Regions from separate parts of the Homo sapiens genome. Here region 1 is linked to region 2. Evidence: chromatin loops called from intact Hi-C (ENCODE). Cell type or tissue: heart left ventricle. All regions are shown on one strand. Links, peaks and the distances in the headings refer to the core of each region. The heading gives the core; the rest is flanking DNA.

Region 1 (8,323 bases), core at 167-8,166, 53 kb before region 2:
GCATCGCCCAGATCTTCACCTCTCCTCAGCCTCGGGGTGCCCCACATCCCCAACATGGGCTACTGGCCTAGGCAGCAGCCACACCTTTGGCACAGCTCTGAACAGGAAGCACAATTTTTTCCTCTGAAAGAGGAATTCAGAATCAGGAAATAGCTTTGTCCTTGATCTCTGTAGGTTCTGAGGCACTGGATTTAACAGACCCACAAGCAACCGTGGCGCACTTTCCACACAAGGTTTCTGACCTCCTCGTGGTCCTTCCCATAGATAAAGGGGCCAAGGGAAGGGGGAGCAGCTGCAGGGAGCCCCAGCTGAGCCAGAGAAAGGGGCCATGTCTCCTGGGTCTCCTGATGCCATACCCAGAGCCTCACTATCAGGACTGGGTGAGCCACTTGAGGCTCAGGAGCCTCAGGGCCGCGGGAGGGGTGGGTCAGGGCATTTGCATGGCTTCTGCTTGGGGACCTGCTCTGACCTAGAAATCTGACACAGTCCCACTTTTCATTTCAGTGCGCCCAGGCAAGGGAATTGGAATGGTGGCGAGCCCAGATTTGAGTTTCCATTCTAGCTCCATTTTCCATGCTAATGGAGCAAGTTACTTAGAGCTGAAGCATCTATGCCCCTCATCTGAAAACTGGGGGGTTATAATAATAGTACCCATGGCTTTGGGTCCTGATGAGGATGCAGGAAGATGCTTCCAAAGTCCTCAGCAACCGCAGGATCTGTGGCAAGGGCAGAGTTTGTAAATACTGGGTTATATGGTGGGTGCTTAGTAAATGGGGTCCGTTTTATCAGCAATAAACCATGTAGTATGGAGCTGTGTGTGGGACACGGATCTTGCCCTTGGGAAGCTCTCACTTAGCATGCTGGCCCATCTGCTCTTGAATGTCCACCATGGGCCAGGCCATGGGCGAGATGGGGCAGGGGCAGTGCGGGGAGCACCAGGTCCCCATCCCTCTTAGGTTACTGCAGAGAAAACAGCCCAGGGAGGGGACCTTCCACTGTGATTTTGTGGGCAAGCTGGCCCTCAAACCTGTTTCTGTCTGTCCCATGCCCATTAAACAGAAGCTCAGGCCCATGCCCATTAAACAGATGCTCAGGCTGTCTCCTCTCCCACTGAGCTGCTCTGCACCACCCTAGCAGCTTTCTTATGTCAGCCCCTTGAGGACTGGAAGGAAGTAGTCAGTTTGCCTTGTGTGTGTTTGATTTTTCAGAATGTGTAAGTACAGTAAGTCCTCACCGTCATTGATGGGCTCTTGGAAACTGCTACTGTAAGCATAACAACACACAACCAAACCAATTTTATCATAAGCTAATTGATATAAACAGGATTTAAGTTTCTACGGCATATTTCAGGTTATAAAAATTAACCAAACTTCTAAATAAAGATCCAAAGTATTTCTAATATTAAACATGGAAATACATGTGAGCTATTATATACATTTCAGGAAGATGAATAAAAACAAGTAAGATCATTATCTATACAAGTTTTGGTGAGTGATGACAGTGAGTGATGACAGTCATGGTGGTAGGTTAAATCAAGGAATAAATGTCTGCAAAGTGAAAATTGTAAGGCATACCTCCTACCACCAGGAAGTTCAAAAACAAGGACAAAAGCGGTGGGCTGGCTGAGTGCTTCTTACTGCATAGTTTATTGTCATGTGTTTGTGTGATTATCGTAGACTTGATGACTTTTTAGTAGGCAGTTACCTGTATTCATTCATGCGTTTTCCAGCTTGCTTATTCCAGTTCAATGTCACCGGTAGCTGGAGCCTCTCCCAGGGCACAAAGCCTGGACAGGACGCCGTTCCATCACAGGACACACTTGCACCCACACCTGCTCAGACTGGGACCACTTAGATGTCCAGTTCACTGAATGTGCACATCTCTGAGATGTGAAAGAAAGCAGAGTACAGAGAAAACCCACGGAGTCGTGAGAGCACACAAACTCCACACAGGCAGTGGGTGCAGGAATTCTTTTTTTTTTTTCCTCAACATTGTTATAACAAATCAATGTTGAATGAAATGGCATTATTTGAGGACCTGCTGTGTAAGGACTGAACTGATTTTAAGAATTTTTAGGTCAGGTGCTGCGGCTCACACCTGTTATCCCGGAACTTTGGGAGGCCAAGGTGGGCAGATTGCTTGAGCCCAGGAGTTCGAGATCAGCCTGGGCAAGACAGGGAAACCCTGTCTCTACAAAAAAGTAAAAAACATAGCCAAGCTTGGTGGCACATGCCTGTGGTCCCAGCTACTTGGGAGGCTGAGGTAGAAGGATTGCCTGAGGCAGGAGGTGGAGGTTGCAGTGTGCTGAGATCACGCCACTGCACTCCAACCTGGGTAATAGAACGAGACCCTGTATCAAAAAAAAAAAAAAATTTCTTTTTTTTTTAGAGGGTAGGAAGTGAAGGGGCCAGGCTTCATCAGCTTAGGATTTAATGTTAGAGGCCACTTCTGTGCCCCTGTCAAGCCCAGAGAAGTCATGCAGGTCCCATGAAGGGCAGAGCAGATCCCAATTTTAGGAATTTCTTTGATGGGTGTATGAGTTGCCATGGGCAGTGTGGGAGAAGATTAAGAGAAGCCATGCTTATCCCACTCGTATCCATGGAGCAACTGCCTTGCAGTTGTCTGGGAAGGAAAATCCTTGTGCCGGGCCTGGTTGAAATGCCCAAGGAAGGTAGAGAGGATCCCAGAGCTGGGGAGCCGGGTCTAGTCCCAAATCACTGGGTGGGTGGGAGATCTGGCCAGGACGTTTCGTGGCCCCCTGGTCACCAGTGTTGAGTGGGTCCCCTCAGCTGGCAGGCAGGTCCTTCCAGCCTCTCTGTCCACCCTACCCCCAGCCTTTACAAGTCATTCACCCTTGCAGGGAAAGGCACCTCTGCTGAGGGGACCCTTCTATGAGATCTAAACAGGAGGAGTCTCTTCTTTTGAGCCTGAGAACGAGCTCTTCTAATAGGCAGATGTCACCTCGGCAGACAGCCCACTACTTCTCAATTCCACATCTCCCTTCCCGCCTGGAAACCCCGTGAGCCTGGGAGCTTAGGAGTCCTCTTCCTAGGGGGCCCGGCCAGCTAGCACCTGGCCTTCTATGGTGTGGAGGTTTTCCTATACGGAAATTGCTGAAGGGTGGCCTGCCCTGGCATTGTTTTGTGGCGCTGTTGGTGGTATTCATAGCTGACAGGAATTGCCATGTGCCAGGCCACTATTAGCTCATTTATATTTCCAGCAGTCTCAGAAGGCGGAGTTAAGAGAAGGGTAGAGAGAGGTAGTATAATATGCCTAGAGCAGCTCCTCTGGTGGCAAAGCCGGGAGGAAACCCAGCTGTGGGACTCCAGGCCTTCCCTGTCTCCACATGACTCGAGAGGACTGAGCTTGGCCTTGAGACCATCAATGTCTGGCTGTGTGTGGCCCCCTTGGCCCCTAGTGTCCAGGAGCGGGGCTGACCACCTTGGCATGTGCGGGGAAGGGTGGGGCTGACCTCATTTAGCTTTCCTGCCCTTTTTTTGCTCCTCCTTCCACCGTGCTTCTGTCCTACCTGTTTCTGAATGGGAAGGACGGCTTTTTGAGGAACAGGGTGTGACTCTTCCCTGCGAAGACGTTGCCCCAGAAATTTGTCCCCACGCATTCTCCAGCCCTCTTCCCTTTGCCATGAATGGCGTCATGTTCCAAAAATCCTGTGGCCACGGGCTGTTTGTCAAGACCAAACAGGGAAGAGGCTTTTAAAATGTCACTTTCCCCCTCCAGCTTGAATACAGTGGGGAGCAGGGGCAGGGGCCGGGGCTGGGCTTGCAGGACCTGTGTGTGGGCAGAGGGAGGCCAGGAGCCCAGTGGGAGTTGGGGGTAGTTTACAGCCAGCCAGCAGCTGTGGGCCCTGCTGTCCCCGTGCTATGATGGGGTGAACTGTGTGTGTGGTTCCTTGGTTTTGAGGGGTTTTTTTTTTGAGGTGAAATTCACGCAACATAAAATTAACCATTTTAGCATGTACAATTCCATTGCATTTAGCCTACAGTATTGTACAACTGCCACCCCTCTTCAGTTGAAAACATTTCCATTGCTCCAAAAGAACCCCCCACCTTAACTATTAAGCAGTCACCCCCGCCTTTAGTCCCCAGCAACTACAAATCTGCTTTGTGCCTCAATGGATTTACCTATTCTGGAAATTTCATCAAAACAGAATCATACCATACCATATGTGACCTTTTGTCTGTGGTGTCTTGCACTTGGCCTAATGCTTTCAAGGTTCATCCACCTTGCAGCACAGGTCAGAATTCATTCCTTGTATGGATGGTAGACAGTGGGATTGCTTCACCCTTTTGGCCGTTGTGGATAGTGCTGCTGTGAACACAGGTGTGCGGGCATTTGTCTGAACACCTCCTTTCAGCGGACCCCAGGAGAGGACTTGCTGGCCTGTGGCCATTCTGTCAGTGAGCTGTTTGGCATCAGCACCTGGAGCCACATGTCAGCCCTGCAGACTGCTGGGTGGGAGGGCTATGGGTGGGTCCCAAATAAGGCCTGCCCAGAGCCTGGGGCTCTTCACAGAGGAGTCTGGGATGGAAACTGGGTTCCTGGACCATCCCTCAAGAGTCGCACACATGAAATGCCGCCATGAGGCAGTGTCACGGGGCGGTGCAGGGGTGGCTCAGCTGCTCGGAGGTACACGCCTTCTTTCTTCCCTTTTTGTCTGACCTGAAGATCATCTGACTGCCAAGAAAGAGGCAAGTTAATCCTTAAACATTGTTGGAAGGAGGGCTGTGGGGCATGGGAGCTGAAGGCTGGAGACCCCAGGGAGACGCGGTGCCTTCCCAGTGCTAGGTGCTGGGAGCTGCTGGCAGAGGGCCCACAGAGCCCCACAGTGGTCCCCAGAGGACCTTGGGGTCAGCTAGAGGGAAAAGGCCTTTGCTACGCTGTTCATCACTGTTACCAGTTTTCAACCTTTATTTCTTTGGCAGCAAAACACCCACCCCCTTGAAATGAAACGTGGAGCTCACATATATGATGCACGAATGTTCTCATGTTGAAGGACAGGAAGAGGAATGGCATCAGCTATGAGACCACCCTGACCCCCACCCGCTGCCCCATCCTACACCCGAGGTGGCCCCTGAAGCATGACCTCCAGGGATCTTCACAGTTTGAAGAGCCGCTGATATACTCTAATACTTGCAGTAATATTTTTTAATAGAATGCAATATTGGATGTACACAAAAGGATACAAGCAGCATACATTTACAATATAAATCTAAATAATAAAAATGAATGCTCGTGAACCTGCCACCCAACTTAAGAAAGAGAACACTGACATCCATTCAAAGCATCCTTCACGCCCCTCCCCAGTGGTATCCCTTTCACAGAGGTGACCTGAGATGATTTAGGGGTGGGAGCCGAGGCCCAGATGGGTAGCTCAGGCATTGCCCTTCACACCAGTGCTGGTCGAGCTGTTCTAGGGAACACGGACAGAAGCACATTCCAGTGGAGTCCCCTGCTTTTCTGACTCCTCTCCACAGGCTCAGGGACGTTAGTCCTGTGGCACAGTAAAGGTGCTTATGTTTGTGGTCCTTCAAGCCCCTCTTTGCAAGCAGGGACCTGGGGAGAGGATTCTAGGGGCCAGGGGGAGCAGGGACCCAGGGAGGGGATCTAAGACTATGGGGAATGGGGACCCAGGGAGGAGAGCTCCAGGACTATTAGGAGTAGGGACCCCGGGAGGGGAGCTCCAGGGCCGTGGGGAATGGGGACCTGGGGAGGAGAGCTCTAGGACTGTTAGGAGTGGGGACCCGGGGAGTGGAGCTCCAGGGCCGTGGGGAGTGGGGACCCGGGGAGGAGAGCCCCAGGGGCCATGGAGAGTGGGGACCCAGGGAGGAGAGCTCCAGGGACTGTGGGGAGTGGGGACCCAGGGAGGGCTCCAGGTCCATTGAGAAACAGGTGTTGCCTCTGTCACAGCCCCTCCTCCTGGCCTCCTCACCAAGGCAGAGGTCCGCATTGTTGAGAGAAAGGTTTTCCTGTCTGCCTGTGCCTTGGAGTCTGTTTCATTTCCAGATGGACCATATGTAACACAGCCACCAGGAGCAAGTCTGGGGTTAGATGTCGCCTTTTAAGGCAGTGCTGTTGGATAGAAAGGACTCTTGAGTAGAAACCAGGAGATAGACTTAAAGGCAAGTTTGTGTTTGGGCACATGGCAACTGAGAAGTGGGATCAGCAGGGCTGCTCCCCAAGCAAAGGTGCAGAAGGGGTGGGGACGTGCTAGGGGAGTGGGTGGCTAGGTCAGCAGTTCTCAAACTTTTTGGGTTCCAGACCCCTTTATGCTCTTGATTATTGAGGCCCTCAGAACGCTTTAGTTTACCTGGGTTATGTCCATTGGTATTTCTTGTATTAGAAGTTAAAACTGAAAAAGTTTATTCATGAATTCACTTAAAAGTAACAATAAGCCTATTATGTAGTCACGTAACATATATTCTGAAAAATAACTTTTCTAAGACAAAAATTTGCTGAAAAGCCTCACATTTTTAACTCTTTGCAGAGCTCTTTACGGTCTGCCATAATGAAAGACAGCTGGGTTCTCAGAGCTTCTACAGTCTGTGGCCATAGCATGTCCTGTGTAGCCTTTGGGCAGCTCTACTGTACACTCATGAAAGAGTGAGAGAGGAGGCAAAGGATGTTTTAGTATTTTTATTAAAATGGTTTTGACTCAGGGACCCCAAAAAGGGCCTCAGGGACTCCCACCTTTGCAGACCACTGGTCGAGCTTAAGTTGGGCCATGGGCTTGAGGAGCATGCCGGCCTCTATAGGAGGGGCAGTGCAGTTCACTGTTCCAGGCTGCGCCGCTGCCTTGGGGCCTGCTCGGCTGTGGCTGTGTCAGCTTCCCACAGACGGTGTCCCCTGACTTCCATTTCTGAAGTCTGTCATTTGCCCCCTCCCAGGGAAGTCTCCCACACTCCTCCCCTTTGCTCCCTGGCATGGTGCTGAGTTCCTTTCCCTTTGCACCACCTTTCGTGTCTTCGTCTCCTTGTTGGTATTCCCAGAGGCTTTGCGAACTTTGCATCAGTGGCCTTGCAGAGGCTGGTAGACATCAGGGGCATCCCTGACCTGCCTCCATAGAGAGCAGCAGAATGTGGGGATGGGGAGTGGCCCAGTTGGGAGGTGAGCCAATTGCAGTCTGCAGGGTCCCGGGTGGGCATGGCTGTTCTGAGTTCTGGGACCAGCAGTCCTGGCATAATTAGCAGAATCCCTTTTCCTTCCCCAAGTACTCCCAATTAAGACAATAAATTACGTTGAGCACCTTACTGATGAGGCTCTGAAGTAGGTGGCTTATTGGCCCAGCTTTTCCTGGGGTGGGTGGAGGTGGTAGCCTGCACCCAGCCTTGATGTCTTTGCACAGGTAGGAAAGAGTCCTTCTGGAGGACAGCCCCCAATCTCCGCCAGCTTCCTGACCTCCTGCGCAGATGGCCAGGCTGGGTGTGTGCTGCAGGAGGGTGGTCTGTGGCTGGCTCATCTGGAAGTAAAGGCTGTAGGGCTCTTCCTTCCATGTGTGCCTCATGGGCAATGTGCTTTGGGGCCCCACCGGGTCCCTAAGCCCCCACTTGCAGCCTCCCAGGGCCGTGGCCCCAGCTGCATGGATGTGGGGCAGAACTGAGTGCTGTGCTGGTGAGGACCAGACCCCTACCCCTGGGAGCACATCTCACTTGGGAACATGCCCTTCACCTGTGTCACCCTTTACCTTCTGGAATGGCCTGCTAAACTGGGGAGGAGTGTCCCATGGGCCAGGGCCAGTGTGGAACCAGGTGGCCTTGGTGCCTGTTTTGCTTCCACTGCTTCCTGGCTCTATTTACTTGGACAGACCACTGAGTCTCTGTGTGCCTCGGTTTCCTGGGGTATAAAATGGAGGTCATGAGAGCTCATATGCCCTAAGCCCTGGGGTCAGCTCCACTGCCAGCGGGGAGGAGTGCAGACCTGCCCTCGTGCTCCCATAGCTGGGATGTATGTCCTCCCTGCAGAATGCATTCCTGGCAGCTGGTGAGCAGGTGTTCTCCCTCGGAGGCTTGGCTTCCTCCCGGGACAGGGCTCTGGGTCCTGATGATGTTGAAACACTTGCGGGGGCTGTAGCTCCATCTTTAGTATCTGCACAGTGGCTGGCTGTTTGTGGAAGCCTATATTGAGGAAGGTAGTTTGGGTCCACAACTGTGTGGCTGTAGAGCAATAGAACAGTATTCTCCAGGACTCAAGGCCCCATGGACAACTTTTAGTAGTTCTAGCACAGTTTGGTCAACACAGGACAAGCCTGTGGCCTCTTGAGGGGTCTGCAGTGGTGACCAGTGTTCGTCGGCCCTGGCAGGCTTGT
Region 2 (8,323 bases), core at 4-8,003:
CCATTACCAGCCTGGTGGCCTAGGCAGGGCCTTCCTTTCAAGGATTTGATCTTTATAATAGTTTTGATCTTTATTTAGGGTTAGGATTAGGTTAAGGTTTTGATCTTTAAAATAGTTTTTCCTACCCCATATAGGACATCTGCCACTCAAAGGGAGGCATGTTAAAGAAACCTTTTATTGTGGCAAGCCGTAAGACAAAAAAACATGTGCATCCCAGGTTCAGCTTGATGAAGTTTCACAGATTAAGCACACCTGTGTAGCCAGTACCATGATCAGGATCTTCCTGAGTCCCTCAGTGGCTTTGAGGGATCTCAGAGCACGGCATCTCCAGGTGGGTGTGGGAGCTTGTCCAGGGCGAAGTGTCTGCAGTGTTGCAGTGAGGCACGGGGTGGCCTCACCACCATGTCTTTCTCAGCCCTGCCGGCGTCCAACACAGCAGAGGTGCTCAGTACCCCGTTTTCTACTGAGTGACTGAATGGGTGAAAGGCAACTGGATTCCTACACTCTTGGTCTTTTCCAGGGAGTCTGTGTCTTGGTGTTTCTGCTGCTTCACTCTTTGTGGTCGACTTGTAGAAGCCCCTCTGCCCAGAGGACTTGATCCTGGGCAGGCAGCAGCAGGAACACACCATGCCTGGCGTGGGCAGAACCTGTGATCTTGAAAGAGTTGAGCCTCCACCACTTCAGAGAGAGGGCAGCAAGAGCGCTCTGGAGCCTGCCCTCCACAGAGCTTGGTGCTTTGAGACCTGGACAGTGCCCACCAGACAGAATCCACATAGTGTTTCCTCTCCTCCTTCCAGAACCGGATCTTCCTGAGTCCCTCAGTGGCTTTGACTGGTGAAGGCTGGCCAGGCCTGCTGGAGAGATCCGGGATGCAGAGCTGTTTAGTCTGGGAGGCAGGTCAGTCTCAGAGGATGGGTGGGTCAGGGCTGAACACAAGGAAAAAAGACGCCACACATGGAAGGAAATCACCACTATGCCATCATAACTGACCAACTACATTTTCCCAACCTTGGAAGGACAAGGTAGGAGTGGCAGGCTAGAAGGATAGGTCTTCAAACATCACTGTTGATGCAAAGCTCCCATAACAAGTTGGATTTCTGAGAAGCAGATTGGGAATTCCCAGTGGGAGAGAGGCAGATGAGAGCATCCAAGATAACGACTTCTTTCCCAGATGCTGGCCTTCCTGGAATGCTGGCAGAGGATCTCAGTTCTTAATAATTATTTTATTGGGTGGGGAAGTCTTTGGAAGCAGAAAATAAGCCAAAGAGGAACTTAATGTCATACCCCTTTCTCAAGGAAAGTTTTATCTACAACACATTTGGTCTATTCTTAGCTTCTGCTCCTGTCCTTTGGAAACGTAGCCTGGAGGGTGTCGGGATTTAATGGGCTCTAGCCCCCTGCCCCTCCCTTTAGAGTGAGGGGGTGGATTGGTGTTTGTGGGTTTTCTCTGTGAATCAGTTCTGAGAACACCAGAGAGCTTCTTTCAGGGTTCTGGACTTACTGCCAGGAGGCCCAATTCCTCCCAGTGACAAAGTCACTGAAGACAAGAGTCTTCAGGAAGGAGCCTCAGAGCCTGGGCAGGGCGGGGACTTCAAGGCTGCTGCCAGGTTTGGGTAGATGTGGGGAGCAGGAGCCAGACAGAGGCTGGGTGCTATTCAGGTTGCTCCGGCATCTGGCATTTGGGCACAAGACCTGTCCTTAGAAGGCTTGGGGCTGGCAGGTGCCTTGTGAGCCTGACACTGTTGGTGCAGGGAGACACCTGCATCATCTCACGCAGCAGCTTCCTCTGGAGTTCAGTGTCCTGGGGCGCAACAGGGAGGGCTGTGGCCTGGCCTGTATTCAGGTGGATTTGGCACACAGGCCCAGGCTGGTCCTGCACATCCCCTGCTAGAGAGCAATCCCTACCCTCCTTTGTCCCCTTCGTGTCTGAGACTCTGATGGCGGGGGAAACCCAGAGATTCCTGTTGTGCATTGAGCTCGTTCTTGAGTTCCCATCTCTCTAGCTGGTTTGGAATCTTAAGTTTCTCCCCAGCAGGTGATTTGAAGTCCTTTGGGCTTCCAGCTTGCATGGGTTCCTCTGTGCCTGCCTGCTGCCCTCTGTGTCTGTAAGTGGTTGGCAGGAAGGTGCATGTGTGAGAACCTATGGTATGCCCGCTTAGGGCCAGGGCTGCAGAGGTTGCTCGCTGCTCAGGGGCCTGCCCGGAGCCCTGGCCACATGTCCCGCCTCACATACCTGCAAGGGCCATTTCCCTGTAGATAGAGCAGTTGCCTGACACAGCCACCACCTCTCCCTTTTTCCCAGGCCTGCTGGAGAAGGATGGCCCTCCCTCCTGCCTTGTCCCTCAGGCTGCCTGAGGGTTTCGTTTTCTTGTGGCTGGCATGGCCTTTCAGGGTACTGTCCCCAAGCACTTTATGAATCATAATCGCAGCTCCAGCATGTCCATTCACCCCCACTGCCAGCAGGCTCTTTACAGCTGCATTTTGTCTCCACACTCTTCTGTCTTTCTTTGCTTTCATCAGGCCCTCTTTGGCCCAGCAAAAAGCTGTAAGTGACTTAATACAGCTGGGTGGCCAGCCTGGGACAGACAGCCATCGGAGCCAAGCCTCTGGCATCAAATATAGATCAAGGTCTCCCTTTGAGGCAGTGGTTCCCAGCCTTGGCTGAACATTAGAATCACTAGAGAAGCTTTTAAGAATTCCTATGCCTCAGCCCTACATCTGAGAATTTAAATCTGAGTCTCTCTCTGGGCATAGAACCTCTATTTTGAAATCTTCCCAGGTGATTACATTATTCAGCAAAAGTTTGGAACCATTGCTTTAAGCTCTAAAACCTTCCATTTTAAGCCAGCTGGCCTTTGTCTCTAGCCTCTAGAGAGGTCTGGGCCCCCTGAAGCTGCTTCTCCCTGCTGTAGATCCCTCAGGGGTGACCGGGAGGGTGCTGGGGGTGGGGCCGGGTGAATGTTATGGGCCTCACAGCTGCATTGCTTTCAGTCTCACTGCAGCAAACAGCAGCTTGTTTTCTCTAGATCTGCCTGGCAGGCCTTTGGGCAGAAAAGGCAGTTACACCATGTGGCATGGCAGCGCCCTCTCCCTCTCAGGCTCAGGCAGACTTGGAGACCAGGCAAGCTGGGACACAGGAAGCTCCATCTGAAGCCACCAGTGGCAGCACTCCGCCCACCTGTATGCTAGCACTGCCTCTTCTCCAGTGCAACTTCTCCCGCCGGCTGTGGTGCGCAGATTTCTGAAAGCGCTCAAACAGGCTGAAGGGCCCTTAGCCCCCTTCTCTCCCTTTCCTTCTGTGTCCTCTCCTTACCCTCGCCACTTTGTTCCCCTCCCTTCTTATCCAAACATGCCTTGGAAAGGTCTCAAAAACTCATGCTGAAGGTATAAAATATTCAATCAGTATCCGTTCTGCCCACTGCTGAGCTCGTGGGTATATGGGGCACCGTTGCAGGTTCTTCTCTGAGAATTCACCAGAGGGACTTCCAGACAGTGGTGTAAAAGGGAGTGTGCACTTTTGCAGTAGAGTGGAGTCTGCAAGCCAAGAGGCCAGAGGAGCCATACATAGGCTCTGTGTGCAAGGGAAAGCAGTTCTCTCACACGAGTACTGACACTTTTGAGACCACAATGCCTGTGTACTGGGATTCAACAGTTAAGTAAATGGACGGCAGGTGGCAGGAGCCACTGTTGCACACAGTGACAAGGAACAGGCAGGCAAGGGAAGGAGGCTAGACTGATCCACGGAGGTGCTAGTGTGTTTAGTTGATAGAGACTTTAATAAAGATACATAAGGATACAGAGAGAAGTGTTTATAGATATGTGGTATGCCCAGGTTATATACACCTCTATTTCCTTGTTCCATTAGCGGAGAGGGCCTAGAAGCTGTGAGACCCGCGAAACAATGAGCACACCTGCCATCCAGATCTTGATTTTTAATGGCACTTTCCAATAAAAGTAAACCAGGGCTTCTGGAGGAAATGATCAATTCTAGGGCTGGGGCGGGAAATATACCCTAAAGGTACATGAAGCACCTTGCAATGCCAGGAAGTGCTTTGAGGCTGCACAGGTGCACATGCGGATGGGGGTGTGTCAGGGGGACATGGGAGCCGGCTGAAAAGCTCCCAGTGTCCAAAGCTGGAACACTTTGAGCAACAAAATAAATACTGTAATGTTGGATTATGGTGTAGTGTGGATGTTTGTCCCCTCCAAACCTCACGTTGAAATGTGTTCCCCAGTGTTGGAGGTGGGGCCTAGTTGGGAGGCGTTTGGGTCATGAGGGCAGATCCCTCATGAGTAGATCAGTGCCCTGCCCTGGGCGGGGCAGCAAGTGGGTTCTTGCTCTGTTAGTTTCCTGGAGACCTTGTTGTTAAAAAGTGCCTGGCAGCTTCCTTCTCACTCCCGCCCTCCTCTCTGACCATGTGATCTCTGCACACACCAGCGCCCATTTGCCTTCCACCCTGAGTAGAGCAGCACAAGGCCCTCCCCAGATGAGATCCCCAATCTTGAACTTTCCAGCCATCCAGAATTGTGAGCCAAATAACCCTCTTTTTCTTTATAGATGACCCAGCTTCAGGTATTCCCTTATAGCGGCACAAAACAGACTAAGACAAGATATAAAATCCACAAGTCCGTATTGGCATAAGGAAATCATTTAGTAAAGAAATAAATAAATGGGAGAGAAGAAACAAAATGTCCTGTGCAGAATTCCAGGTTATTTATGCAGCTACTCCTTACTTAAGGAGATGGCCATAGCTCCCCACTCCGTGTTGAGTGGTGACTTCCTTCCAGAGAGCACAGGGGTGGGGAGCAGCTCTGCAGCAGAGAAACTGACAGGCACGACCCCAGCCAGGCACTTAAGGTCATCATCAACAGTGATCAGTCGTGAAGCCTTGGAAGGATGGGAAGAGAAGGGGTATCACCTCTATGGTTGTCCTCCCTTAAACACATAACCACAGTCTAGTCGTGAGAACAACGTCAGACAAACCCAAATTGAGGTGCAGTCTACAACACACCTGATCAGCACTCCTCAAAACCATCAAGGTCACCCAAAACACAGAAGGTCTGAGAAACTGTTGCAGCCAAAAGGAGCCTCAGGGGACAGGACACTTAATGTGATGTGGGGTCCTGAGTGGGATCTTGGAGCAGGAGAACAGTAGATGCAAGCTGAGGCCACCTGAATCAAGTTGTGCTGAATGAGGTGTGAGCTTTAGTTAATAACAGGTCAGTATTGGTTTATTCATTGTAGCAAATGCACTGCACTGATGTATTAATAACAGGGTAAACTGGGTGAGAGGTGTAGGAGAACTCTTCACACACTCTTGTCTTCTTTTCTGTAAATGTGAATCTATTCTGAAATTAAAAGGTTATTTTAAAAGTTTAAAAAAAAAAACCAAAAAAAAAAGAAAAAACCTCTAGGCACAGTGTCGTGGGAGAGCCCTGTTTCACAAGGGGTAGTCCCAAAAAAAAAAAAAAAAAAAAAAAAAAGTACCATAGAGACTCGAAGAGAGAGGAAGCCACTGTAGGCCAGGCTGCTAAGAAGGACCTGGAAAGCAGGTGCCAGTGGCCTTGCCCTTGAAGGACAGGGAAGACCAGCACCCTGGCCATGAAGGCCCCAGCAGGTGTCCTGAGGCAGGACCAGGGCCCCAGGTCATGAGAGGAAAGCTAGGAAGTGGGGGCTCAGCAGGGAGCCTCACCAGGGGCTTTTTCCCATCTCCCCTGCAGCCTGGGCACCTGCCTGCTGGCCTGTGTGTCCAGGGGGGTCTCTGTTTTCTGCTTCTGCTGAGGAGGGAGACCTGGCAACGGGTGGCCCCTGAGAGACCATGCTGGGGAACAGCTGTGGAGAGTGAAGCCAGCGTCCCTCTTGGGACCGCATGTTCTGTTGTAGGACTTGTTCAGACTCTTCTGCCTGTTAAACCGAGGCAGCAGGACCAAGTGGGAACTGCGGACTGACTCAGCTGTTACGGGCGGTACCAACAGCAGGCAGTCTCCTACCTTCCTGAGTGTGATGTCTGGTCAGACCTGTGCCCAGTCTCCCTCAAGCGGGCCGCCTTCCCCAGCACTGCCCACTCACTCTCTGTTCCCAGGAGGCCTTTCCCACCATATCTGCTGGCTTCTCACCGAGGCCCTTCCCCACATGCTACCCACCCTGGCATTTGTTTAGCTTGCCCGACTGCTTGGAAGGGCAACCGTCCAGGCCAGGTTTCATCAGTTCTGTTCATTGTCGCATGACAGTCGTCGGCACCCCACAGAGCAGGTGTTGGGTAAATATTAATATTTACGAGGTGTGCGGGTGCTGTGGGCAGCGTGGTCCACCTTGGGCATGCTGCTGCGCTTTTCCAACTGGTGTCCCTGTGTATGCGATGGCAGTGATACACCTCATACTTGCGGGACAGAACATGCCTGTGTGAAAGGCCTGGGTAACGGCGCTTTCTTATCTCCAGCTGAGCTCTGTCTCTGCCCTCCCACTCCTTGGGCCTAGCTCTCTCTGTCGGGATCTCCCAGGACAAGTCTCGAGCCTTGTGCCTGGGGCCACCTTTAAGACATCTGAATCCTCCAAACCCGGCCTCCTTGCCCCTGCATCCCACAAGTGCCCATCTCACAGCAGCTATGTATGCCCTCTCTTCCCCCCGTATCATGAAGTCTGTGGCAGGCACCATGTCTTCCTCATCACTGTGACCCCAAGCCTGATGTCCAGTAGATGCCATGGAGTTAAAGGATTTGGGGGATGGTGGCCCTGCCCCGCAGCCCCAGCCCCTCCCCAGCTGCCCCTGTCCTCTGTACGTGGAACAGTCCTGGCTCCTGCCGTCTGCTCCTGCAGGGCTCACTCAGGACCGTCATCTGCATGGTTCATCGCTCCCATGAACTGAGTTCCACTTACTCCCAGCCTCCTCCCCTCTGCCCCTTTAAGGGGAGCCCAGCTCTGCGGGAGGAGGACAGCCTCCTGAGGACAGGGCTGCAACTGGGCTGTGGGTTGGTGCCACTGGACAAAGGTGTTTCAGCGCAGCCGGTGGCGTTGAGGGGGAGGGAGGGAGGATGAGGCGGCCCTCAGGCTGTGCCTGTACTGCGTTCCATCCCCACTGAGTAGCACGCGGGCCTTGGGAGAGGCTAGGCATTTCTGCTGGTGACACAGCCAACTCACTCTGTCCTTTCTCCCTGGCCACAGGAGGCCAGTGAGGCATCCTCAGCCCTGGGCTGTTTCCCAGCGGTCCTCCGAGCTCAGACAGCTGGGATGGAACTTGGGGTCTCACTAGCTCCCATGAGCTTTGGGAGCTGTCCACTTGGGGACTCCCCAGGGTTGGGGCTGGAACTGTTTCATGCCCTGGGGGGTGGCAACTTGAGGCTGCCCTTGCAGACGGCTCCTGGCCCTGCCCTGCAGTCTCTTCTTCCACTGATTGGTATCCCTGCCTGCCCTCCCCAGCTGAGTCCATCACTAGTGGTATAGCTCTCAAGGGTCTGTTTTCTATGAAGACAGGGACAGAAATGCCAGAGAAAGGTAGCTGGGGTATAGGTCAGGTACAGAATTTTTGAAAAGAAATTTGCCAGTAGCTGTTCTCACCCTGGCAACCACCATTCTACTCTCTATGAATTTGAGTACTTTGGGTGCTTCACATAAGTGGAATCATACAGTATCTATCCTTTTGTGACTGGCTTATTGCACTTAGCATAGTGTTTTCAAGATTCATCCATAGTATAGCACATACCAGAATTTCTTTCCTTTTTATGGCTGAATTATATGGCAGTGTATATACATACTACATTTTGTTTATTCATCTATCTATTGGTGGACACTGGAGCTGCTTCCATCTGTTGGCTATTGTGAATAATGCTGCCATGGTACGTGGGTGTACAAATATCTGTTCGAGTCCCTGTGTTCAGTTCCTCTGGGTATATACCTACAAGTGGAATTGCTGGATGAAACAGCAAATCTATAAAGTCCAGTTTAATTTTTTGAAGAAGCTCCATACTGCTTTCCAGAGTGGCTGCACCACGGTTCCAGTTACTCCATGACCTCACCAACACTGACAGTTTTCTGTTTTTTAACTTACCTCTACCCTAGTGAATGTGAACTAGCATCTCATTGTGGCTGATGTGATTTGCATTTTCTTTTCTTTTCTTTTCTTTTTTTTTTTTTTTTTTTACTTAAGAGACAGGGTCTCACTCTGTTGCCCAGACTGGAGTGCAGTGGTGCCATCACAGCTCACTGCAACCTCGAACTCCTGGGCTCAAGGGATCCTCCCTGCTCCCAAGTAACTGGGACTATAAGAGTACACCACCACATCTGGCTATTTATTTTTTAATTTTTATTTTTAGAGATGAGGTCTCA

The links. Peaks named below come from ENCODE experiments on the same cell type or tissue, not always from the same donor. Only the 100,000 strongest peaks of a DNase experiment are listed, where the experiment ranks them.
Region 1: it touches region 2 in a loop (1.9-fold over the local background); 30 of 110 quality-filtered maps call a loop at or near these places.

The regions. Positions count from the first base shown.
Region 1 is chr17:17,052,693-17,061,015 of GRCh38, forward strand. All of the region lies in intron 1 of MPRIP (myosin phosphatase Rho interacting protein), which reads left to right. Among named protein-coding and RNA genes, the nearest start is that of MPRIP, 14 kb to the left of the region's middle. RefSeq lists an enhancer at 3,272-3,911. In heart left ventricle, for the core only: a CTCF peak has its summit at 3,301; no DNase peak of the experiment used is centred there; H3K4me3 peaks cover 494 bases; H3K27ac peaks cover 3,265 bases.
Region 2 is chr17:17,105,768-17,114,090 of GRCh38, forward strand. All of the region lies in intron 3 of MPRIP (myosin phosphatase Rho interacting protein), which reads left to right. Among named protein-coding and RNA genes, the nearest start is that of MPRIP, 67 kb to the left of the region's middle. RefSeq lists enhancers at 2,299-2,498, 2,519-3,043. In heart left ventricle, for the core only: a CTCF peak has its summit at 3,682 (motif pointing right); a DNase peak (open chromatin) is centred at 5,904; H3K27ac peaks cover 4,620 bases.